Regions from separate parts of the Mus musculus genome. Here region 2 is linked to region 1. A link is a loop called in an ENCODE intact Hi-C map of the cell type or tissue named here. Cell type or tissue: heart. All regions are shown on one strand. Each heading gives the region's core, and the rest is flanking DNA. Links, peaks and the distances in the headings are about the cores only. Region 1 overlaps Trak1 (trafficking protein, kinesin binding 1). Region 2 has its middle 23 kb from the start of Gm34655.

Region 1 (8,000 bases), core at 1-8,000:
GGTGTGTGGGTCAGCAAGGGATTTTCACATGTGAAGAGCAGAACTACTCAGCACCCCTCCCCCTCCCCCACATTCTTGTGTCTTCTTTGCCCAAAGCTTGGCCCTGTGATTGTGGTCCCCACACCCCTGACGAGAGCTTTATGTCGGCCTGCTCTGGCTTGTTGCTTGCTGTGGGCTTCTCAGTTCCTCTGAGTGGATCGGATTCAAGTCTGACGATGGGATGACCCATCTAGTTTCCTGTCTGTAGTCCAAAGCCTACTGAGTTCCACAGTGGCCTCTTCCTGTCCCCTACTAACAAATTCAGGCTTGTAGACTTTTAAGTCTTATTCCTAAGCTGATGACTCCAAACCTGCAGTCTTAACTGATGAAGGTGCACGGAGCCCCTGGATGTTCAGGACCAAGTTCTTGATGCGATATCTGTTAATTTCTGGGGTTTCTCAGTAATCTGGTCCTGCACAAAGCCCAGAGGTGAACATGGGTGTAAGTGAGCCCCTGTAAACCTTGGAAAACAAGCAAGGAATTCTCAGGGCATGGAGACTCCTGGCATCTGCCCTGCCCGAGGGAGACCATGCTTGGGTTGGGAGACAGCTCAGCCCAGCAAGTGCCTGCCACACAAGCACCAGGGCACGAGTTCCAGCCCTAGACCTGCATGTTGAAGCCAGGTGTGCTGGCGCATGGTTATTTTCTCAGCCCTAGGGAGGCAGACAGGAACACCCCTGGGCTTGCTGGCCCATATAGATAAATCGGTGAGCCCCAGGCCAATGAGAGGCCCTCTCTCAAACACAAGGATGGAGAGCAAATGAGAAAAGACACAGGCTGACTTCTGGCCATCATGGGAACATATACATACATGCATGTTTACAGAAATACACATACATGAACACATTAAAGCAAAACAACCAGAACTCCACACCCCTCTGCCCCCCCCCCCCCGCCTTCACCCCAAAGTCGCCACACGAGGAATCCGTCCCTTATCACAAACACTTAATCACCAAATGGGGCATCTTAGCCTCCTCAGGCTTAAATAAAACATGAGGCCCTTCTTGAACATTTCATTCATTTAGCTTAAAGTATGGTTTAGTAATTCTAGGAATGTATTTTTAATACTTCCCTTTGACAAGTTATAATCTAAGTGATATTTACTGGACCATGAAGGAAACAGGAAGGAGTGGACAGTGGGTTAGTGGGGCACAGTGAGAAGCTGCAGCTTAGACTAAATCTAGGGAATTGCTAGGATTTTCAAAGTCCTACATTAGGATCAGTTCCTGCTGGGGCTGGTGAGATGGCTCAGTGGGTAAGAGCACCCGACTGCTCTTCCGAAGGTCCAGAGTTCAAATCCCAGCAACCACATGGTGGTTCACAACCATCTGTAACAAGATCTGGCGCCCTCTTCTGGAGTGGCTGAAGACAGCTACAGTGTACTAACATATAATAAATAAATAAATCTTTAAAAAAAAAAAAAAAAAAAAAAGGATCAGTTCCTGCCCCTTCCCTCTGGATCTCTCTGGCCTAACAGTGGAGATCCTGCAGGTAGACGATTTTATATATATATTTTGCATTTGTCAGAGGACATGTGGGAGTCAGTTCTCTTCCCCTGTGTGGGTCCCAGGGATTGAACTCAGGCCGTCAGGCTTGGCCGCAGACACCTTTGTTCTCTGAGTGCCTCTAGCCGACCCGTAAATCAGAGTCTTGACCTATAACTGTGACTGTAGTTCCCAGGTGCTTGGTGTAGTTTTTATCTTCCTCCTGGTTTGTTTGTTTGCTTGTTTGCTTTCCTCAGAAGCAGGCTCTTAATGTAGTCGGTGGTGGCTCTCATTAGCACGTCTCTTGTTACAGCCTTCACCCACCCCAAGCCACTTTGGAGGCAAGCAAGCAAGCAATAAATTATAATGGAGGAGCATTTCATTGAGAGCCAGGCCTGGCCTTCAGCCCTGGCACCTGGTTCTCCCTACTCAGCAGGGGTGCACCCGGGAGCGAAGGAGGGGAGGTGCAGGGTACACCAGGCCACAGGAGCAAGATTCAGGACAAGACTAGGTAGACACTCAGTGTTTCTGTCGGCACCCCAAAAGCCATGAGACACACACCCAGGGGACCCGTGGGCAACTGTGATGCTGTGTTCCTGATGATGGGTGTTCTAAGGCAAGGGTCACCAAGGCCTTCTCAGAAGCTCACGATCATCACGCAGTATGGCAACCTTTGGCCATGCTTTCCATTCTATAGATGGAAAAATTGAGGCTGAGGGAGGTTAAGTGAAGATATCGATTCCTGCGGAGCAGGCTTCAGTCTGGGAGGTCTGTCTATGGGTTTGCTTTTTATCCACCATCCGAGCTTTCTGCACCGAGACCCACAGGAAAAGTCATGTTGCGTAGTGACTTATGCATCCCAGGACCACCCTCGCCAGTCCCTGGCACTTCCTGGGACCTGTTCTGTCCTAGGTAAGGAGCGAGAGCCGGGATTCACCAGGCTGTTCCTCACTTCCTTGTGGCTGAAAACATTCGGTCTTTCTGCTGCATTCTTGCCTGTCTTCACAGAAATGTACACCCACTGCTTCCGCTAGAGCCAATCCCACTTTCTGAAGCTCTCCGTGAGGCGCCTCACGTAAAAAAGTGTGCAGCAGAAAAAGTGGAGTGAGTTCCTACTGCCGCAGAGTGACCCGTTAGTCCAGTGGTCCTCAACCTGTGGGTCTCCACCCCTTTGGCAACCCTCTATCTCCAAAAAATGTTTACACTACGATTCATAACAATAGCAAAGTTGTAGTTATGAAGTAGCAATGAAAATAATTTTGTGGGTGGAAGGTCATGACAACGGGAGGAACTGTGTTAAAGGAGCAGCATCAGGAAGGCTGAGAACCCCTGCTTTAGCTCTCCTCTCCGCAAGATGTCTCAGTGCACACTCTCCTTGTAATCATCTGTGTTACTTTGTAGCCTGTGTCAGTAAGTTACTTGTTGTCTCCCTAGCCACCAACTACGTCATTAATTCCCTCTCCATAGACTGCTGTGTGGGCTGCTAAGCTTTGCAGATCTGTTCTCCAGGATTGGGAAGATCTGTGCGTCCACCCAGCAATGTCTCTAATGTCTGAGAGGGATTGCCTGGAGTCGGACCTGAGTTTTGGTGGACTTTGATGGAGGTGTTGTATGAACATGTATTGTTCACATTATTATCAGTTCTGCCTGTAGCTCACACAGTGGGTTGCTTCCGTTTTTTCATGAAATACCTTTAAAGTCCCCTTCCTTTCTTTACCTCGTGTAAGACTGCTGAAGGGATTAAGCAAGGGCATACATAAGGCGCAGAATCCTTAGTAAGGCTTAGTATGCAGTCAGCGCTCACTTAGCTTCTTTATCGTTCCTGCCTCATGATTAACCAGTTCACTCTGTCGCCTGCTACAGCCTTTTGTCTAATTTGTCTGCCTGCCTCTTGTGTTTCTGTCATTTGTCTGCCTGTCCATTTGTCTGACTGGCTTGGAGAAAAACCCTGGTGGCTGCTGCTGGTCTGGAGGGAAGCCGAGGGAGGTAGAGGGAAGGAAGGGGCCTGGCTGGCAGAGCAGTTAAGACAGGTAGCCCTGCAGCCAGCCTCCATTTACAGACCCTTTCTCAGTTCCTGTCCCCCATGGTGACACCAGCCCCAGATCCCTCAACCAACTGCTTTGAATTCTCACTTGCAGATGTGTCTGGCCTTTGTCCTTCGTCAGCACACCTGTGACACTGAGAAATGTGTTAACCCCCACCCAACAGCTCGGTCCGTTTCACTTGCTGAGCTACACTGCTCTTTCCAGAGGCTGCCGCTCTTCCTATGAGCCCTGCTGGGAGCAGCTGCGCTGGCGGCGGTTCCCAGAGAGGCTGGGCGGGGCCGGGGCGGGGCTGGGCCCGGGGCCTGGGCGGGGCCGGGGCGGGGCTGGACAGAAGCTTCCTGAGCTGTTCTGGGAGCAGGATTTCCCCAGAGCGGCTCCCTCCCTTCCCTTCCCCCTCTCCCTTCTGTTCTCCTTGGCGTCCATCGGGTAAACTCTGGCAAACTCTTCTGGGTAGCCCCGCCTTTTAAAGGAGTATATGGACTGATCTTTCTTCACAGTGATTTTTAAGGGTTCTGTGAGCTCTTTATCTGATGTATGCGTGGACACCGGCTGACTGTCCTTCTGGGTTCTGGGTCCGTCCTGCATTATCTCAGCTCCTGCTGGGGCAGGCGTAGTCTGCGTTCCCAAGGGAGGGGCTGCACAGCTTTGTGATGAGCTTGGATCTAGAGCTTAAGGCTGGCTAGTCTGGACTGTTCATAGTGGTGGCTGTGGCCCTCCCATCCGCCCTAGGCCGGTGTCTACTTACCAGCCTGTTCCCCATCTCTAAAGCTGTCATGATGGTGACATCCTTGGGGTTCCCTTGGCATCTGTTAAGTGCCTGTCACTGTGCTGATGTGTAAAGTTGTGATGTGTCCTGTGATCAACGGTAGTGAAGGTTTCCTGTCTGGCCCAGCTCAGCACCCAGCCTCTGCGGCTCACTGCGCTTCACTGACTGTTGGTCAAAAAGCTCAGCAGGGATGGAGGGACAGAGCCTCCTTACCACAGGTGCCAGATGCTCTTTACATAAACGCAGCAGTGACCACCCCACCGGCCTTCTTATTTTTTTTGGCCCTGAGACTTCACAGACGGCTCAAACAGATGGGGTTGCAGGGCTGGCAGGGCTGTGAGCTATCACCCTGAGAGTGGCAGCAGCCGGCCCCCCCCCCCCCCCCCCCCGCACTGTTTACAGAGGGACCCTGGGCAGCTCCTGTTTCCAGCTCTTCTCTCTCCCTGCTCTTCCCCACCACCCCCAAGCTCCCCCTTCCCTCCCCTCCTTCCTGTCTCTGTTCCTCCTCCTCCTCCCCTCCTCCTTCCATCTACCCCATCTCCTCCTCCTCCTCCTCCTCCTCCTCTTCCTCCTCCTCCTCGGTCTCCTTTAGAAAAATGAGTGCAGGCCACAGCATCCCAGGACTCAGCCCCATTTTCAAGGAAGTCTGGGGACACTTGAGTTCATTCACTGAGAACTGCTCTCAGTTCTGTTTGTTGTTGTTGTTACTATTATTATTGTTGTTGTTATTATTGTCAATTTGACACAAACTGGAGTCATGTGGGGAGAAGAGTTGAGACTCCATCAGATTTTCCTGTGGACAACTCTGTGGGCATTTGCATGATTAATGATTGCAGAGGGAGGGCCTAGCCCATGACTGTGGTGTCGCCCCTGGACAGGTGATTCTGGATTGTGTAAGAAAGCAAACTGTGGGTTTATCTGCTCTTCTAGAGGATGTGGGTTCAACTCCAAGCACCACACATGGCAGCGAACAGTGGTCTCAAACTCCAGTTCTAGGGTATCTGACACCCACTTCTGTCCTCTGTGGGCGTAGAACCCTACACATAAACTAAAAACAGAAGAGAAAAGAAAGCAATCTGAACAAGCCGTGGCCAGCGAGCCAGGAGCAGTGCCCCCCCCGCAGCCTCTGTTTCATCTCCCGCCTCCAGGTTCCCGCTGTCAGTTCCCTTTGTGATGGCCAGTGCCGCGCCTGCACCATGCCTGCACCATGGACTGAAGCCATGCAAAGCCTCCCCTCCTGCAAGCCGCCTTTGGTCAGAGTTCTATCACAGCAGCTGGGGAAACAAATTAAAACCGGTTTTCCACAGACTTTTGGTTTTCGCCCAGTGAGAGCTCTGCGGATACCTTAGGGTGAATTCGACCCCAGGACCCATTGCAAACTGAGGCTGAGCAGGCTGTCTGACCCTTGGTCTGGATGTGGAATCCTGGGAGAAACAGAGGGGAGGCTGGAGACAAGGGCATGAAGGTCCAGATTTCAGGACTGGTCATTGTGTGGCTGGCAGAGGCCATGTGTGATTCCCACTGCAGCTGAGGAGAACCAGGAACTGGGAGGTAGGGAGTGTGTGGTGGCCACTGCCTGCACGAGTGGCTGGACTTGGTAGAACACACCACCTGTACTTGTGCATAGGTAGAGGAATTGGACGGGGATGGGTAGTCATGGGGAGTCTGGGATCTGGGTCTATGAGATGGTTTGAGTCTCTAGCAAGTAAGACCTTCTTCAGTGGGCCAGTGGACCTGAGATGCCCGAGGAATGCAGATCCTAAGGGAGCCACCCAGACCCACACCCTAACTCTCACCTCCAGGCTCAGTCCCAGCTGGACGGACCCAGGTGTTTCTATAAAAGCCCAAGACAGACTAAGCTCCCAGAGGGAGGGAGGTAGGCTTTATTTCTAAGGCTCTTTGGAGTTCTGGGGAAGGAGCTCAGGGCTTTGTGCACTTAAAGTGAGCCACCTCAGTCCAGGGTCCATTCTAAGGACAAGGACAGGCCCCATGGGTAGGACCCTTCCTGCAACCCCTCCCAGGAACATGAGCCTGAAAGGCAGCTAATGCCAGGGCTGTTCCCCCTTGTGTGCATCTGTTCTGGTTTGAATCTCACGGCTCAGCGCGACTTTAACAGCTGTTAGCTTATAAACTGAGGACACAGGCCCTCCAAGGGATGGCTGAGGAGGTTTTTATTGTGGATATGAGGGAGAGTAGAGCTGTAGGCATCTGGAAGAGTCTAGAACAGGGGAGAAAGTAGTGAACATGGCCAGCAGATTGGACTTGGGCATGGGAGTGGGTGTGGGGCTGGAGGGAGGAAGAGAGGATCAAGAAGACAGAAGGCCAAAGAGGAAGAGAAACAGGAGAACCAAGAGCGCAATGGCCTAATGACAAGCTGTGGAAGGAGGGCACGGGGCAGAGTGAGATCTGAGAGGAGCCTGACAGCAGGCAGTTTTTTTTTTTTTTGCTCTTCGGTGTTCGTGCACGTAGAAGAACAAGAGCATGCATGCCATGTAGCAGTCTTGGAAGTTTCTGGGCTCATGTCCTTCCTAGGCCTGTGATTGGCAGGAGGACCCGTGAGGCTGGGAGTGTGGTGTTGTACCACCACCTAGTGGACATATAGAGCACTACAGCAGCTGCCCTATTCCCCCACACCCTGTGTTTCCATCTCCCAGAGGGGTCTGTTATTGTAGCTGTGTAGATTGTGGGAAACCTTCTTTATTCACCTCTTCTTGGCTTTGCTCCCTGGCCATTCTGAGCACTGGAGACTATCCTGGAAATTGGCCTTGTAGTGGAGGGTGTGACCAGAGTCAAGTTAATCTCATGTTCCTTGCCTGCGTTCCCTGGGACAGACCTTATCTATTGGTGCTGCACTCTGTTTGCGGTGCTGGGGATTGAGCCCAGGGCTTCCAGCATGTTAGGCTGCACTGCCAACTGAGCTATGTCCTGTCCCTGCCCTGCCCAAGCTTTCTGACATGCTTGGAGCCATGCCACGGGTATCAGGTCTGAATGATTCTGCACAGAACGTACGTGATTTGCAAATGGTAAACTTGACCTTAAGCCCCACATTATCCCTGTGAAGCCCAAGAAGAGGCTGGGGTCAGCAAAGTGACTCACAAATGCTTGTCCTAATTTGTTCTGGGCTAGGGAAACATCAGTTCACATCTAGTCACTTAACAGCTATAAGGAAAAGATGAAGTTTGTCTGTTTTGGACAACAGCTTCACCTGATACCACTAATTTTTCTCTGAATTAAAGAACTTGAGGGCCGGGAGATGCCTGAGCAAGGATGAAGACCTGGAATCACATTTAAAAAAAAAATCCAGGGGTGTTATTCTCTGCCTGTAATCCTAGCACTTAGGACAGAGACAAGCAGACCTCCAGGGATTGCTGGCAGCCAGCTGAGCCTAACCTGTGGGAGCCAAGAAAAGGGGAGAGACTCTCTCAGAAAACAAGGGGAACAAACGAGAAAGACACCCAAGGTGGGACCTCTAGCCTCCATAGCCGTGTGCACACATGTGCACGCGTATGCACACACACAGCCCCTATAGCCATGTGCACACATGTACATGCGCATGCGTGCACACACACACACACACACACACACACACACTCACATACATGTGCACACACACACACACACACACACACACACACACACACGCTCAGAAAGAGGCTTTGCCGAAAG
Region 2 (16,632 bases), core at 4,785-12,784, 71 kb before region 1:
TGTCTTACCTCTACACCACACTTCATCTTGTTCTCTTACTTCTCCTGGCATCTCTTTGATCCTAGGAGATGGGAACTGGGAGATGAAAGACTCCATGTTTCACCTGGTCCAGTTCATCAGCCTGTTTGATAGAACAGAGCCCCAGGTGCTTGGAGGGGTTCTGTATGCTGGGGTGGCTTCCCCCTCCTTGTCTCATTCTTTCTATTCCTAACTCTTCCTTCCCTCCTATGGGGTCACTTTCTTAAAGAAACAACTTATCGTTAACTGTTCTTCAGTCCTGATTCTGGGGCTCAGGCTAACACAGGGGCAGCCTTATTAAGTCATTTTCTGCATTTTTACCTGGGGTCCCAGGTTGTACTGCAGGTTTTTAACTAATATAGAGCAGGTACTTTTTTTTTTTTTTTTTTTTTTTGCATTTTATCTGAGTTACTACCTCAGATCCTGGAAAGTATCAAATGTGCTGATTTCTTTCGAAACAGGATCTTACTATATAGCCCTGGCTAGCCCAGAACTACAAAAAGCCAAGTGGTCTCTAACTCAGAAAGATCCTCTGGCCTCTGCCTCCTGAGTGCTGGGATTAAGGTCTGCCCGGTGTTCTGCAAAGCTGAGACCTACCAGGACAATTACCATTTCCACCTGCCACCTGCTTCCTCCATGCTGGGGAAGGGACACCAGCTCCTTCTCATCAGGGACAGGATCCTTGTGTGTACTTTGGCGCTGGGAACCAGATGTCAGGGCCCTGCCCGTAGAACAAGGTTGCAGACAATGGCCAGGACTGAGTGACCAACCTCAAGGCTGCAGACAATGGCCAGGACTGAGTGACCAACCTCAAGGCTGCAGACAGTGACCGGGACTGAGTGGCCGACCTCATGGATCTGTACCAGCTTGGCGTCTCGTGACTGTAGGAAGCAAGTCTCAGACAGCTGGTAAAAATGCAGGAACATAGGACAGCTGCAGTTATGGGCTGACCACTAATTTGATGCTTCTGTGGTTCTACGCCACTTTTCTGCCCGCAGTTTCCTGCAAATGAGAGGTGTCCAGACTTGTGACATGATGTTGTCATCTACAAAGTTTGTGCTCTAGCACAACCAACTTAAAAAAAAAATTAAACTGAAAAAAATGGTAAAGATGCCTTATTTTAAAGTAAGTTCACCACTTTGTGTTGGCCACAGTCAAGGCTACCCTCAGCTGCACAGGTCCACAATGAAGAGGCGTGTACACACCAGAAGGGGCTGAAAGAACACCTCTCCCCAACTGGCTGTATGTTTTTAAGTCTAGGGTTTATTTTATTTTCATATATTTTGGTCATATTCTCCCCCCTTGGACTCCTCCAAGATCCTTCTCCCCACCCACCCAATTTCATATTCTTTTTCTCTCTCAAACCAAACCACACACATGTCCACACACACTCACACTGACAGTGTGTGCGGCACGCTCGTGTGCACACACGCGGAGCCAGTTTTGTGCTGGCTAACTGCTTCTGATCAAGCATCCTGCCCTGGAGTGTGGTTGATATACGCAGCGACACTCCAGATGAGAAAACCGAGGTTCCCTTTGCCAGCGGGTACGGACTACTTGCTTCTTGATCGGGATGGGAGCCTGTGTTTGCTTCCCTCTCTGGGCGTCGGGACTGTTTCAGGCTTGAGCCTGTGCAGGTCTTGTGCTTCCTGCCACGGTCTCCGTGAGCTCATATGTACACCAGTCCCATCATGTCTGGAAGACACCGTTTCCTCAGAGCCACCCATCATGCTGGCTCTTAACAATCTCTCTCCCCTTCTCTGTCACACAAACCCTTGAGCCTCCAGGAGAGGATATGACACAGAAATCCCACGCAGGACCGAGTGCTCTGAAGTCTCTTGCTCTCTGCACACTGTCCAGCTATGGTCTCCGTGTTAGTTTCCATCCACTGCAAGAAGGACCTTCTCTGATGAGGGTCGAGCAGGGTGCTACCCTGGATCCCAGTCAGGCGTGGTGGCTGTGGGATTCCTGACAGAGAGAGTCATCCTACAGTGAAGGGGAGTCAGGAATGGCTGAAATGGCAGTGGGAAAAAACTAGGGGGGCCCTGGTTCCACACCTCAAACTGCGATCACGTCCCAAGGGAAAGGAGATGGATTAGGCCAGATGACGGTTCTTAACTTCCAGAACCAGAAGGCGTTGGATCTACTGGTTTTACCTCAGACAATCTGCCCCTGCCCCTTTAAGACTTCAGGTTGTATGCAGGACCATTCCTACTGAATACTGGGTACTGAAGCTGGTCCCTCTCAGATTGCTTGTTCTAGATCCTGCCAGCCTGCCATAGTCTATCAAACCTGGCATATATCTGATGATTTAATCTGTGTGACTGAAATCCCATTGATATAATTGCACATTTACATTCTATCATAAAAAATATAATGTTTTGTTACCTGCTGCTGTGGTATGCATCTGTAACTCCAGCACTTGGGAAGCAGGGGCAGAGTGACCACTTCAAGGCCAGCTTGGGCTGTATGAGATGGTCTCTAAAATCCAAAACCACCCAACCACCTCAAACCCAAAACTGGGCTGAGAGATGACTCTCAGTGGTCAAGTGTAGACTATGTAAACCTATAACCTGAGCCCAGATCCCAGTACTCCCTAAAAGGTCAGGCATGATGGCATGTGACTGTCATAACAGTGCTGGGGGCAGGGAAGGGCAGAGATGGGCTCATTCTGAAGGCTAGCTAGCTAGGCAGTCTAGCTTCATCAGTGAGTGACCCCACCCTCCAAGGCTCAGGGGACATCCCAGAAGAGGGGCAGACAGGATGTAAGAGCTGGAGGATGGAGAGGGGGCTGGCTGTGAAACATTGTCTTCTGCACGTGGCACGACTGTCACTCACAGGGACTTGCACCGGCTCTGGTCACCAGCACAAGACGAAGATGGACAGAAGTGGGCAGAGATGGGACAGATTAAATCCAGGCCCCACCCCTTATGTAGGAGCCTCCGGCAGTTGATAGTTGCTGGGGAGTGCAAATGGTACCATGCTCCAGTGGATGCTTCACACCCAGGACATAGAGCAGCCCCGATGCATTAACTGGGTTGCTGGGGGAAAAGACATGAGGTCCTGAGGGGAATGTGCTGGGTGGCCATGTCGGGTAGGAAGTGTGAAATGGGCACAACCATAGTACATTGTTTACATGTATAAAATTCTCAAGGCAGAAAGAGTAAGGTGGAGAGCAATAGAAGACACCTAATGTCAACTCCTAGCCTCCCAGTGGGGCCATGAGTACACGCCCAGACATGTACACATACATACAATGGGCATTCTCCAAACACACATGCACACACGTGCATACACACACTCACAAGCACATAGGTGTACACACACACATGTGCGCACAGACACACACAGAGACACACAGACACAGACACACAGACAGACACACACAGACAGACACACACACACAGACACACAGAGACACAGACACACACAGAGACACACACACACACACAGACACAGACACACACAGAGACCCAGACACACACAGAGACACAGACACACACACAGACACACACTCACACTGTCCACCTGGCCTCAGCTCTTATTTGATGTTTTGGAGAACTCTTCTATTTAGAAAGAACTTCAAACCCATAAAAGATACTCTAGAGGCTGGAGAGATGGCTCAGCGGTTAGGAGCACTGACTGCTCTTCCAGAGGTCCTGAGTTCAATTCCCAGCAACCACATGGTGGCTCACAACCATCTGTAATGGGATCCTATGTCCTCTTCTGGTGTGTCTGAAGACAGCAACAGTGTACTCACATAAAAAAAGAAAAGAAGAAAAGGAAAGGAGAGAAGAGAAGAGAAGAGAAGAGAAGAGAAGAGAAGAGAAGAGAAGAGAAGACAAGAAAAGACAAGACAAGACAAGAGAAAGATACTCTAGAACCCAGCACTGAGACTCGTTGATAATGTTTGGCCCATCCAGTTTCTCCCTTGCTCCCATCAGGATGCCTCTTCCTTCCCAAATCATCTGAAGCTTTTGCCCCTTAAGTCCTAATGATGACAGTCTTGACTGCACATAATAAATTCAACCCAGTATTTTAGGCCGTACAGTGCAGATTTCAGTCTGGTCAGCTGGAATGTTCTGCACACCACCCAGTGCAGCAAAGGCACACCATTTAGCCGCAGTCAGTCAGCCCTCCCATTCCCGACAGGTTTCATATCTTTAAGTTTCATGTGTGTGTTTTTTATGGCATGGGGATTTTGGGACACAGCTCATCCCTCTTTAATAAATGTAGCTCATAATGGGTTTACTGAAACTTAAGTCTCCTAGGAGTACCGGGTAGAGTAGGGTTCTAAGGACGATGCCCACCTCTCACCAGAGGTCAACGTGTCCCCCCTACTGTGCTTTGAATGGGCATTCTCACTCCCCCTGTCCAGGTGTCGCTGAGAGAAAGTCTGTGGAGAAATGGGCTAGCTCAAGCAAATATCTAGTGACCAATGCCCCCCTCCCCCAACTCTCAGTGAGCATTCAAGGAAGATTTTGCCTGGACAATTTTCCTGTTCAGTTCCTATCTAGTCCTGAAATGTGGAGGGTCTGGAGGGGTTTATTTTCTCCTCATCTTCGGTTCAGGTTGGGTCTCTCCAAGTGCGTCCAGTGTCCCCTGTGACCCGTAGGCAGACCGCGTATGCTGGGCCATGTTAACCAGTCTGCATGTTATTTGCTTCCGGGAGGGTTTCTTTGTCCTTTCTGCCACCTCCACCAGCTCCTCATTTGATGGCATTGCCCTCATGGCTGGTCCATGGCCCCCTCCTGCGTCGTTAACTCTGTGCTTGACTCCGGGGTTGATACCCCAAGACCACAGCGCTGGCAGTGGGGTCCCCAAGCCGCCCCAGCGAGCGGTCCCGGCGCACGCTCCGGGGTGCCAAGTGGGTCAGAGCTTTGGGGGTCTCGGAGCCTCTCGCTGCGGGGACCGAGGACGGTAGCGCTCGAGGACTGTCGCGCAGGTGGCGGCCGGGCGAGGAGGGCGGGGCGGGGCGGGGACGGACGGGGAGGGCCCGGCGCGCGTCGGGCGGTGACGGCAGCGCGAGGGGAGGCGCGAGGCTGGGCCGCGCGGAGCCATGGCGAGAGGCCGCGCTGCGGCGCCCGCGACACGATCCCCGGCCCCGTCCCTGTCCCCGGCCGCGCCCCCACTCGCCACCCCGGGGCCCACTCGGCCCCCGCCCCCGCGCGCCCCCGGCCCGTGACACGCGCGTGAAGAGCCCCGGAGCATCCCGGATCGCCGGGCACCCGCCTACGCTGAGCCTCGCAGTCCCGGGAACGTGAGCCACTGGCGGCCGGGGCCGGGCCGACAACGAATCGGAGCAGCGACACCGGCCCCGGGACCGCGCCCGCCGCCCCCGCGCCTCCTGCGGGTAAGTCGCTCGAGCTCCGGGCCTGCGGCTGGGGAGGGCCCCCGGCTCAGCTGCTCCCCGGTGGCACCTGCAGGATCCGGGACACCCGGAAAGGTGCCCTAAGGGCACCGTGTCCCGCCGCGCCGCATGTACTCCAGTTCTGGGCCCCGGCAGCCTCGGTGACAGTCTGGCGACCTTCAGAGAGCCCGGGGCCGGAGCGCGCGCAGCACCCACATTCCCACTCGCCGCCCGAACTTCATGTAAATGACGTCGTGCGCCTAGGGACCCCCCCTTTCTATCCTTGAGAGTGAAGGAGTTCACTTTGGGTCACTTCTTTTACTTCTGTTGTACAATTCTGTGTCGTCTCCAAGGTCAGCCTCTTGAGGGTAAAAAGCAAATGTCAGGACAAACAAAATTTTCGGTTTTGTTAAGGGAAGATTTTTTTAAGTTCCCTGGCGCTCCCCCAGCAAAGCCTCAGCCTTAGAAGCAGTTGCCTGTGCTTGCTCAGACAGACTTTTTACTGCCCACTTTGAGCAGAAGAATGGATGCTGAGGCCTCTGGGGGTTTTTTCTTGTTGTTTCCCGATTTGCTTCGCAAACTTTGAAACTCTGTGTAAGGTTGACCGTACTGTCTGTAGAGGGTAGCCAGGATACATGTTCTTTTCCTGCATGGTTTTCTAGTCTTGGGAAGGTGGAAGGAAGCCATAAGGAAACAGACTAGGCACAGGGTCCTTTCCAATTTCTAACTACCAGAACGGTCAAGAGGGAGGAGGGCAGCTTGAGCTCTGAGCAGCCTCCAGCGCCCCTGTGTATGTGTGTATGTGTTTGTGTGTGAGCCCGCGCGCGCATGGGTGCAGTGGGGCGGTCTCCCTGTTGGGGTGGAGATGACAGGTGGAGGTGGACCTGGGCGACAGACAGCTGCCTTCCCCTTTGGTCTCTCACTAAAGGCTGCAGCCTCTGTGACCTCTGACTCCAGCTTGCTCACAGAGAAGCCCAGGCCAAGTGGAGAAACAGCTGCAGATCAGAGCTGGGCCCAGGGGGATGCTAAACTGACTTTCAACGCTCAGGTGGAGGCATAGCAGGTTTGCCAAGGGTTTGCCAAGGGCTGGGTTGCCGTTGGCCGCTTGGCAAGGCACCAGGTCCATTTCCTGTTTGATGCCCCTGGGACGGTTGGGGTCTGATTTCCTGCGCAGAGCTGAGCTCCACCCTCCTGAGGTAAGGACGCTGGTCTTGGAGTGGAAAAGATGAGATTCACAGCCTCTGCAGACTGTGTGACCTTGCCCCTACCTTAGCCAGTCTTACCTGCCTGTCCCATGTATCCTGGTCCCTCAAACTCAACTGGACCAATGGAAGGAATACAGAGTTAGTGGTTTTGTTTGTTAGTTTGTTTGCTATGAAAGTTTATAGGTCAATGGAGGGCTCTCAGGTCTGACTGAGCTTGTAGTGTTGTAACTTTTGAAAAGTCCTGGTGGGAATAATTAAGACATATTATGGTAATGATAACTTTTATAGGTTTATAGTCTGTGTCAAGTCAGGTTTTGACAGTGACATGGCTCATGATTCACAGTGAAAGGGGTTTCAAACTTTCAGTTTCCAAATGGCTGCCTCTGTTTGTCGGTGAGCCGTTGAATGAAGACTTCTTTCTCACCAGTCTGAGGCTGCCTCTGGTCTTGCACACCCGGCATCCTCTTCGTTGCTGGATGGTTCTGGCACAAGCCACCTGCGCTCCCCGACCTTGACCTCCAGCTCCCAGGTGCAGAGCAGGCCTCCTGCTCCTCTAGGCTTGGGCACTTTATAAAGGCCTAATTGTTGAGTTACTCCAGGCATCTGATAAGACAGTGGGTGAGCGGGCAGGTTCCGTAAGGGAGGCTTGGATGGTGAGGCACTCTTTTAAACTCACTATAGGTTGTAGACACACAATCAGACCTTTTTCGTTTTCTCTTATTACCGTGTGTATGACAATGTCTAGAGGTCAGAGGTCAACTCCACAGAGTGGTGAGTCTTCCCTCTCACCTTCTTGAGGGCTCCCCAGATGGAGCCCTCCACACACAGGCCTTTGAAGCACTTTTGGTCTCTGCCCTACAAGCTTGACAAACTCGAGGACATTGCAGTGGCCGGCGTCTCCAGGCTGAGCCTATGCCCCATGTGTTTGAAAACGGAGGGACAAAGGATGCTCTTTTTCAGAGATATTAGAAGACCCGTCTCCACGGGAAGGGCCGCAGGGATCGTCAACTTCACTTTGCCGTCTGGGGTTAAGTCTGCCGGGTGGGATGAATGAGTGTCCTGGCTCCGCCTCTGTCTTCTTTCTTTCTGAACAATGATCCTCGATCCAGCTTGCCCTCTTGGGGGGTGGGTATCCAAGTGGGGGTCGCTTTCAGTCTTGAAAAGGTCCGTCTAAGCATGTGGTGTACGTGAGCGCCAGCACGTTTATCTGAAGGTCTAGGCCGGACTTTGCTTTCTCTGAATGGCTGTGTGGCACCGCTGATGGGGAAGCTTGCTTACTTAGAGCGCTGCGGCTAGTGCACCAGAGACCAGGTGAGATGGTGTGTGGGCATCTCAGAATCCTTGTCCAGGCTTTGGGCCAGCCGGAAAGCTCCCAGGCCACCTGTTCCAAAGGCCTCATCGTTCTAAGAACTTTACAAGGTGCAGCTTTCTGACTGCTGGGGGCAGTGGCTTCTCAGGTGGCTGCTGGCTATAAACAGTGTCACACTGCAAAGTGGCTTATCTTGATGCTTCTAATTCATTCCTGTGGCCTTCAAGGCTCAAGAAGTTGGCAGAGGGTCTGGGAGCTTAGCCGTGGCCTCTGATGCTTTTCTGAGTTAATGATTACTGTGATGAAGACCAGAAAATAGAATTCAGGGTTTTTTTTTTTTTTTTTTTTTTTTTTTTTTTTTTTTTTGGTGGGTCTGAGGGGTAGGGAGGGTCTTGTGCAGTCCAGGCTGACAGCAGACTTGCTATGGAGCCAAGGTTAATCTTGAACTCCTAATCCCTCTGCCTCCACCTCCCAAGGGCTGGGATACAGGCATATGCCAGCACACTGTGTGGATTTGTCCTGCTTGCTATTTGAGAATGTCATTATGTTGCTCTAAGCTAGTTGTCACTCCTGGACTCAAGGTGCTCCAGCCTCAGCCTCCCCGCTGCAGGGACCACAGGCCAGAGCCACTGCACCCAGCCAGGACTCTTCTTGCTTTGAAGTAAAGGTACTTTAACATCTGAATTGAGAAGGGCTTACAGAAAATGCATCCTGCCTTCCCCAACACCTGAAAGCTGTGCCCTGGAGGCTCAGGCATTTGCACACTGGTTCCCAGGTGGTGGTGCTGTTTGGGGAAGTTTACTCAGTGAGGCCTTGCAGGAGGAAATGTGTCACTAGGGGTGGGCTCTGTGTCCCACTTCATCCGGTTCCTTCCCTGTTTTGTGCTTACGGTTGAAAACGTGGCCTCTCGGGGTCCCCATCTCCCACCATGCTTGCCCTTCCCCACTCACCTCCCCGTCAGGGATGGGATTCTTAGCCTCCTGTGTGTCAGTCTTCCTTCCTACGTTGACCCTGGAGAGTGATGCATGCACACTCCCAGCCTGAGAGGCCCAGAGGCGGCTCATTTCCAGGCCGTCCTCGGGCTCTAGATGTCTGGCGCATCAGGACATTCAAGAGCAGAAGAGAGTTCACCAGAGAGAGTGTTGTGCCAAGCCGGAAGTGGACACTGTGAATAACTAGGGATGTCAGAGTAGCCACCACAATATAAATGACCTGGATTGCCGAGTTAGACCGTGCTGCGTGTGTCCGGGAGACTGTAAACCAACCTTTCCCCCTGCTCAGTCTTGGCTTCTCTCTGTCTCTCTGCTTCCTCTCATCTTCTCTCTCCTTCTCCTTCTCGTCTTTCTTAAGAATCAGGGATGAGTAGATGGCTGAGATCAGTAAAGTGCGACTCGTGCTTCATCCACGCGTGGTGGCCTCAGATGATCATTCTGGGTCATCTGGGTCATTTTGGGTCACCTGGGTCATTCTGGCACTGAGGCAGGATAGATAAATGGATCCCTGGGGCTCTCTGGCCAATCAGTTCAGCTCAGTTGTTGAGCTCCACACTAGTGAGAGACCCTTGTGTCAAGACGCGAGGCAGACAGTTTCTAAGGAATGACCCTTGAGGTCGTCATCTGGCCTCCATATGCACACGCATGTACCCACGTGAACACACATATGCACATCATCCATACACTAACATTAAAAAAAAAAAAGAGAGAGAGAGTCAGTTGGAGATAGCCCCGAATGTGAGAACTGTACGACTTGACCGTATCTTCTGAACTTTGTGCCCTCACCTTACCCACTCTTCCCGGTACCTCAGTGTCACTGTTCTCAGCCTTGATTCCTGGACTTTAGTTCTAGATAACCCGATCATGTTGATTGAAATATGCCTCCATCCTCTGGCAGGTTTACGGGGACGAGCTGACGGGAATCCCACACTCACTGTGTTGCTTCAAAGCGATTTATATCTGTAATATCACTATTAGTCAGACTTTGGATTTGAAGAGCCTGTCTACACAGGAGGAGCCACTGTGTTATAGACTCTGACTTTCCCGGTTGGTTGGTGGAATAAGGGAGCCCTTTTAGGCAGCTCTTTCTTTTTTCTTTTTTCTTTTTTTTGGTTTTTCGAGACATGGTTTCTCTGTATAGCCCTGGCTGTCCTGGAACTCACTCTGTAGACCAGGCTGGCCTTGAACTCAGAAATCCGCCTGCCTCTGCCTCCCGAGTGCTGGGATTAAAGGCGTGAGCCACCACGCCCGGCTAGGCAGCTCTTTCTAAGCAAGAATATGTGTGGTGGGACCCGACAATTTGCTCCATCGAACATTCTGGGAGAGGTCAGGGTCTTATTTAGTTTTAAAAGCTATGTGTGTATGTTTATCTCTGTGAACTTGCTCATGAATGCAGTACCTGAGGTGGTCAGAAGAGGGCGTTAGAGTCCCCCCAGAGCTGAAGTGTCTTGGCCATTTGATGTGGATGCTGGGGTCTGAGAGACCTAGTCTCCTCCTCCTCCTCCTCCTCCTCCTCCTCCTCCTCCTCCTCCTCCTCCTCCTCCTCTTTTTTTTTTCAGTTTTTCGAGACAGGGTTTCTCTGTGTAGCCCTGACTATCTTGGAACTCACTCTGTAGACCAGGCTGGCCTCAAACTCAGAAATCCGCCTGCCTCTGCCTCCCAAGTGCTGGGATTAAAGGCATGTGCAACCATTGCCTGGCTAGACCTAGTCTTCTGTAAGAGCAACATTTGTTCTTAACTGCTGAGCCATCTCTCCAGCACCGGCTTTTAGAAAACAGTACAGCCCGTTGGCCTCATACAGGCTCACCTCTATCCTGAAGAAATTATTTCCGGTTTGGGATGTGGCCAAAGAGAAGAAGTCTCTCTAATGCTAGATGTAGTTTGGCCTCACTTGGCTGAGGTGTTTATGTGGGGGTGTGGGAGCTGTCCCAGACTTGCTTGTCTGAAGATCTCAGGAGACTTCTCTGGGAGTAGGGACAGAGTCTTCTAAGCTGCAGGAGTGTCAGCCGTCTTCCCAGGGATAAGTCCAAGCTGAGAGACCTCATCTGTGCCAAGAAGCTAAGAGCTCTGCTTCACGGTGGCAGGAGGCGGTTGTGTCCTGAGGAGGAGCAGCTTAAGAGGGTAGTACTTAATGGGGGGAACTTAGCCTCCACTGTTTTCTGTGTAAATTTCGGTCCCTGTTGTAGTGGCACAGGCAGACCTCAGGAACATAGAGGGTTCATTTCTCAGAATGGGGCCAGGGCGGGGGGCATCTTGGTCATAGTTGTCCTCGATTGCCGCTGTTACCACTGCCATCACCACCATCACCACCACCACCACCATCACCTTCATCCTGTCAACCTGGAGACTTCTTAGATCTGCAGAATATTAGCCCTGCTAAATCCGAGCCTGCATTTTCAGCACGTCTCCAGGCAGTGTGCACAGAGCCATCGCCATCATCGCCATGTGCTTACGCAGACAGGTTCTTTTCTGAGCTGACCAGACCTTGTGGACATTGGGCGGAGTAAGTCCCTTCCCTGCTGGATAGAGCTGGGGCTCAGTGTTCCTTGCATTCGCCCCTGCCAGGCAGTGAAAGGAAAGGGCTTAGTGTTTTTTAGGAAAGATCGTCGAGTCCACTCCTCCCCCAACCCCATTTTCCTTTAATCCTGGGCAATGAACTGTAAAGTGGGAGGGGCTGAAGAGAGGAAGGACTGACTTGCTATTCTCTATCAGCAGCCAAGAGAACAGCCCCAAGTGTAGTCAGCCGGGAACACTCCCCGCCTGCCTCTACAGGGAGCTAAGACATCAGCAAGATAGGTATTGTTTATGTATACATAGGTATGCAGGCATATACGTATACATACACATATATGCGTATACCCACTCACGTATATGCACATATACACAGACATGAATATGCTTATGTATATATGACTGTACACATATACATATGCATATGTTCGCACAGACACATATATGCAAAGATGGATGACTGCTGGTTTATGATCGGTCTCATGTAGCCCAGGCTGGCCTCAGACTTGTCATGTGGCTAAAGATGACTGCACTTCTGACCCTCCTGAGTGCTGAGATTATAGGAGTCCACCACCACGTCAGGTTTTAGTGCTTGGGGACCAAATCAGGCCTCCGTGTGTGCTGGAGAAGCACTCCATCAAGTGAGCCCAGCTCCAGCCCAGTCTTGCTGAGTTAGAATTCACCCACCAATCTGCCCAGTTCTTAGTTGGATCTTTTACACACTCACCCATCTACTCTTGTTTTGTTGTTCAGTGGGTCTAAAGTTTTGGGTCATTCACACCAAGCAGAAGTGTCACAAGGCACAGTGGCCGAGTGGCAGCTGGCGTGTAAGATCCAAGGCCCGTGTGTGCCACCTGCTCTTGCCTGCCTTTCACGAAGCCACGGACCCCTCGGGCCTCTGGCTCCCCAACGGTCTTGTATACAGAGGAGAGCAGGCAGCCAATCCTTGGCAAATTATTCATGTCCTTCCCCATAGCTACACAAGTCCCTTAACGTGAGGTAACAGAAAACCTAGATTTTTCTAAGAACGATCATTTTTTATTTCACTTAAAAATATCCGTGAAATATATATTACATAAATATATCATTTTAACTGCTTTCAGTGTGTAGCATTAAATATGTCTGCGTTGTGTAGAGACCTTCACCTACATTTCCAGGACCTTCTTTATTGTCCCCAACTGAAACACTCACTACCCATTAAACATATCTCTCCATCCCAGCTCTTGATGACCCCCCACCCCAAATTCCTGTCTCTAAACTTGGCCACACCAGAAATGCCAAACAAGCCATCTTGTCCTCGGTGACTGGCTCATTTTGCTGGTTTGTTTGTTTGTGTGTTTTTGTTGCTGTTATTGTTGAAGCATGTGTCAAATTTCTTTTGTAAGGCTGAATAATATTTTTGGTTTTGTTTTTTAATTTTTTTGTTTTTTGTTTTTTGAGACAGGGTTTCTCTGTATAGCCCTGGCTGTCCTGGAACTCACTCTGTAGACCAGGCTGGCCTCGAACTCAGAAATCTGCCTGCCTTTGCCTCCTGAGTGCTGGGATTAAAGGCACGTGCCACCATCCCCGGCCTGAATAATATTTTGTCCATTACTGAACACCAGGGTTTCCATCATTGGCCACTGTGGCTCACATTGCTGCGACCTTTGCCATACAAATAATACACTGGGTCCCTACATTCATTTCTTTTGGGTGTGTACCCAGAATTACAGTTGGTGGATCTAGGAGAGAAAGAAGTCTTAACCAGATTGAAATGACGTGTGCTGTTTCATTTTGTAGTGCTGGGAATGGAAGCCACAGCTTTGCACAGGCCAACTTCTGCTTTACCGGTGAGCCACATTCTGTATACTGGGTGTGGGGGTGTCTCATGGTAAATAGGGCTAGCTTGTTAGCTTGTGACTCTGAGTTGAGAACTTTGGAGATGGCCATGATATCAAGGGTCATTCATTTTCAATGGGTCCACTTAGCCACCTTTCGCTACTGCTAAAACTGGGGAAGAAAATTGAGGCCGTGCTTCAACTACAGGGATGGGCAGTTGCGTGCCATCCTGTATGGATGGAATTGGTGAACTTTGTGCCAGAGGATTAAAAACGCAGGCAAACAAACAGAAACGCAAGCCCATGACCTGTGATTCAGGGGACCCCATAGTGGTTTTAGAGCAAAGTGTGAAAGAGAACAGGAAGGGATCGTTATGTGTGACTCATGGGGTTGTATCTGTGAGCCTGGGGTGGGGACAGATGTCCTGAGATGGCTCAGGGCATGTTGTGTCTTAAATGAGATGCCAAATACTGTAGATATCAGATAATTCTGCTTTATGGACACGAATGTTTTCATCTATTAGTTAAAAGAAAGGTCTTTACCTTCTTGTTAACCATTTTTCATTCATTCATTCATTCATTCATTCAGCTGAGAACTTGTGTCTTTGAACTCACAGAGATCCACTAGCCTCTGCCTCCTAAGGGCTAGCATAACAGGTGTACCATGATGACTGACGTAAAAGCCTTTGGATCTAATGGTCTGGGGGAAATGTCGTGCGCACTGAACCTTCCTTTCCCCTTTGGAGACCGGTGCTTAGAAACGTTGAACCTAGCATAAAACCCTCTCTTCTTTTTCTTTGAGGATCAAACTCAGGCAGGGCTTCATTCACACTGTGCTAGTATTTGACCATTTCATCACCCCACCCCCATCCCCACCCCCACTCCCACCTCCCAGACCTTACCCCACCCCACCTCTGCAGCCTCACCCCTCCCCACCTCTGCCTCTGGTGTTGGTATAACAGTTTCCTCAGACATTAAAGCATTCCCTCCTGCAAGAAGGTAGACTACTCAAAATAGCTTTAGGAAGTCCCTGAAACAGACCAAGTTCACTAGGTCCCTCCCTCTACGAGTAAACATTAAAAGTTGAGCTTTCCACTCAGGTTGGATAAAGTTGAGCTGCAGAGGCAACTCAGAGGCCAGACCTGAAAGAAGCAGAAACTGTCTGAGATGAGGTTTAGACCAACCCAGGCACCTGGAAAAGTTCCTTTCCAACCTGCTGGCTGAGCTGTCTGCAGGCTGTGCAGCATGCTCCAGGTTCTCAGCCTGTGAGCCGTCACCCATGCTGGGGCAGGATTGTAGATGCCATTGTCTGAATCATTTCTGCTTCCGTAAGTAACCCTTCACCCACATTCCTGAAAGTAATCTCTCACCCATATTCCTGTAAGTAACCCCAATAAACTCGTGGCATTCACACTTTGGTCTGCCATGGGCTCCCTCCCTATTTGGGGTGAGTAGCTGTGTGTGTTGCATCCCCCCAAGGAAAGTCTTGTCACACAACACCAGGTATTCTTTGCACCTGAATGGTGTGGTGACCTCTGAGGGTGGTTAGGGAATGCAGGAGTTGGTACCTATGGTACCTACACACTGTGGGCCACCTGCCCTGGCCAGTTTGCTGTCTTCCCAGGACAGCAACAGCAGGGAGAGGCCTCAGCACCATCAAGCATTGGTGTAGGCTGTGTTTTTTTGTGTCCTTGACAGCTTCCCTGTTTAGGCTTTGAGGAGAAAGAGTTAACTTTGCCATAGTCCCATGACATTAGGAAAATCCCTCTGGACCCATGCTTGGATGCTTGGATGCTTGGATACAGGCATTCCAGAGATCACTTGTGGGAAACCTACTGTTTGTTGTTGTGTATTTAAGGAAACAGCTTGGCTATTTGAGAAAACAAGCAGGATGTTTTTGTGATTGCAAAGCCAATGAAGGTCCCAGACACACACTGGGAAAACAGAACAAAATACAAGATGTCATCCTTTGCCATAGATGTGTCTGTACCGTATATGAGAGTTGGGAGAGTTGCTTGTATTTAAAAAAAGGTTAAGGGGGCTGGTGAGATGGCTCAGTGGGTAAGAGCACCCGACTGTTCTTCCGAAGGTCCAGAGTTCAAATCCCAGCAACCACATGGTGGCTCACAACCATCCGTAATGAGATCTGACTCCCTCTTCTGGAGTGTCTGAAGACAGCTACAGTGTACTTACATATAATAAATAAATAAATAAATCTTTAAAAAAAAAAAAAAAAGGTTAAGCCGGGCGTGGTGGCACACGCCTTTAATCCCAGCACTTGGGAGGCAGAGGCAGGTGGATTTCTGAGTTCGAGGCCAGCCTGGTCTACAGAGTGAGTTCCAGGACAGCCAGAGCTACACAGAGAAACCCTGTCTCGAAAAAACCAAAAAAAAAACCAAAAAAAAAAAAAAAAAGGTTATTAAGCTGTGCATAGTGGCTGTGCTGGTTAGTGTTGTCAGCTTGCCTAGGGCACCTGGGAAGAGGGAACCTTAACTGAGGAATTGCCTCCATCAGGTTGGCCTGTGGGAAGTCTGTGGGGCGTTTTCTTGACCAGTGACTGATGTGGGAGTGCCCAGATGGCTGTTAGCAGTGCTGCCTTTGGGCAGGTCCTGGGTGTTATAAGAAAACAGGCTGAGTATGCCATAGAGAGCAAGCTAGCAAGTACTGTCCTTTCATGGCCTCTGCTTCAGTTCCTGCCCCAGATTCCTGCCCAGCTTCCCTCAATGATGAACTGAGACCTGGGAGTGTGAGATGAATATGCCTCTCCTCCCTACGTTGCTTTTGTTCATGGTTTCTCTCATGATGGCAGAGAGCAGGAGGATTGACTCAAGTTTGAGGCTAGCCTGAGCTACATAGCAAGTAAGACCTTTAAAAAACCAAAAGTGAATACATCTATAAATCAACCGAATAAGATAAAAAGGATAGGTGGGAATGCTTTAGATACTGAATGGTAGGTACCTGGGGAAACTTGTAGCCGCCATGATGCGCATGTGGAGGTCAGAAGACAGCCTTGGGCATTGGTCTTCACCTGTCACCTTATTTGGGACAAGGTCTCTCTTTTGTTGTTTGCTACTGTGTACCTGGGCTAGCTGGTTAGGGAGCTCACTGAGAGAGCACAGGGCTCTGTGTCACGTAGGTCTTGGGATTTGAACTCTGTTCTAAAGGGTGTCATAGTCAGTGCTTTACACATGGGAGCCCCCCCCCCCGCCACGCCCCCACGCCCCCTCCCTCCCCAGCTAACCCAGCGGGATTGGACAGAAAGAAATGATGCACATATAAAAGGGACAAGAATTGCATTTGCAGCTGTGGCATGGTGGTGCACGCCTTTAATCCCAGCTCTTGGGAGGCAGAGGCAGGTGGATTTCTGAGTTCGAGTCCAGCCTGGTCTACAAAGTGAGTTCCAGGACAGCCAGGACTACACAGAGAAACC

Evidence for each region. Peaks named below come from ENCODE experiments on the same cell type or tissue, not always from the same donor. Only the 100,000 strongest peaks of a DNase experiment are listed, where the experiment ranks them.
Region 2: it touches region 1 in a loop (4-fold over the local background); 18 of 42 quality-filtered maps call a loop at or near these places.

What each region holds. Positions count from the first base shown.
Region 1 is chr9:121,367,827-121,375,826 of GRCm38, forward strand. The region is part of intron 1 of Trak1 (trafficking protein, kinesin binding 1); the gene reads left to right. Among named protein-coding and RNA genes, the nearest start is that of Trak1, 4.9 kb to the left of the region's middle. In heart, for the core only: CTCF peaks have their summits at 1,289, 1,488 and 6,947 (motif pointing left); DNase peaks (open chromatin) are centred at 135, 3,895, 4,575, 6,905 and 3 weaker places; H3K4me3 peaks cover 1,559 bases; H3K27ac peaks cover 4,079 bases.
Region 2 is chr9:121,292,463-121,309,094 of GRCm38, forward strand. It overlaps a transcript of Trak1 not described here. Among named protein-coding and RNA genes, the nearest start is that of Gm34655, 23 kb to the left of the region's middle. In heart, for the core only: CTCF peaks have their summits at 7,981, 8,657 and 10,277 (motif pointing right); DNase peaks (open chromatin) are centred at 5,179, 6,389, 8,669, 8,859 and 5 weaker places; H3K4me3 peaks cover 2,958 bases; H3K27ac peaks cover 2,843 bases.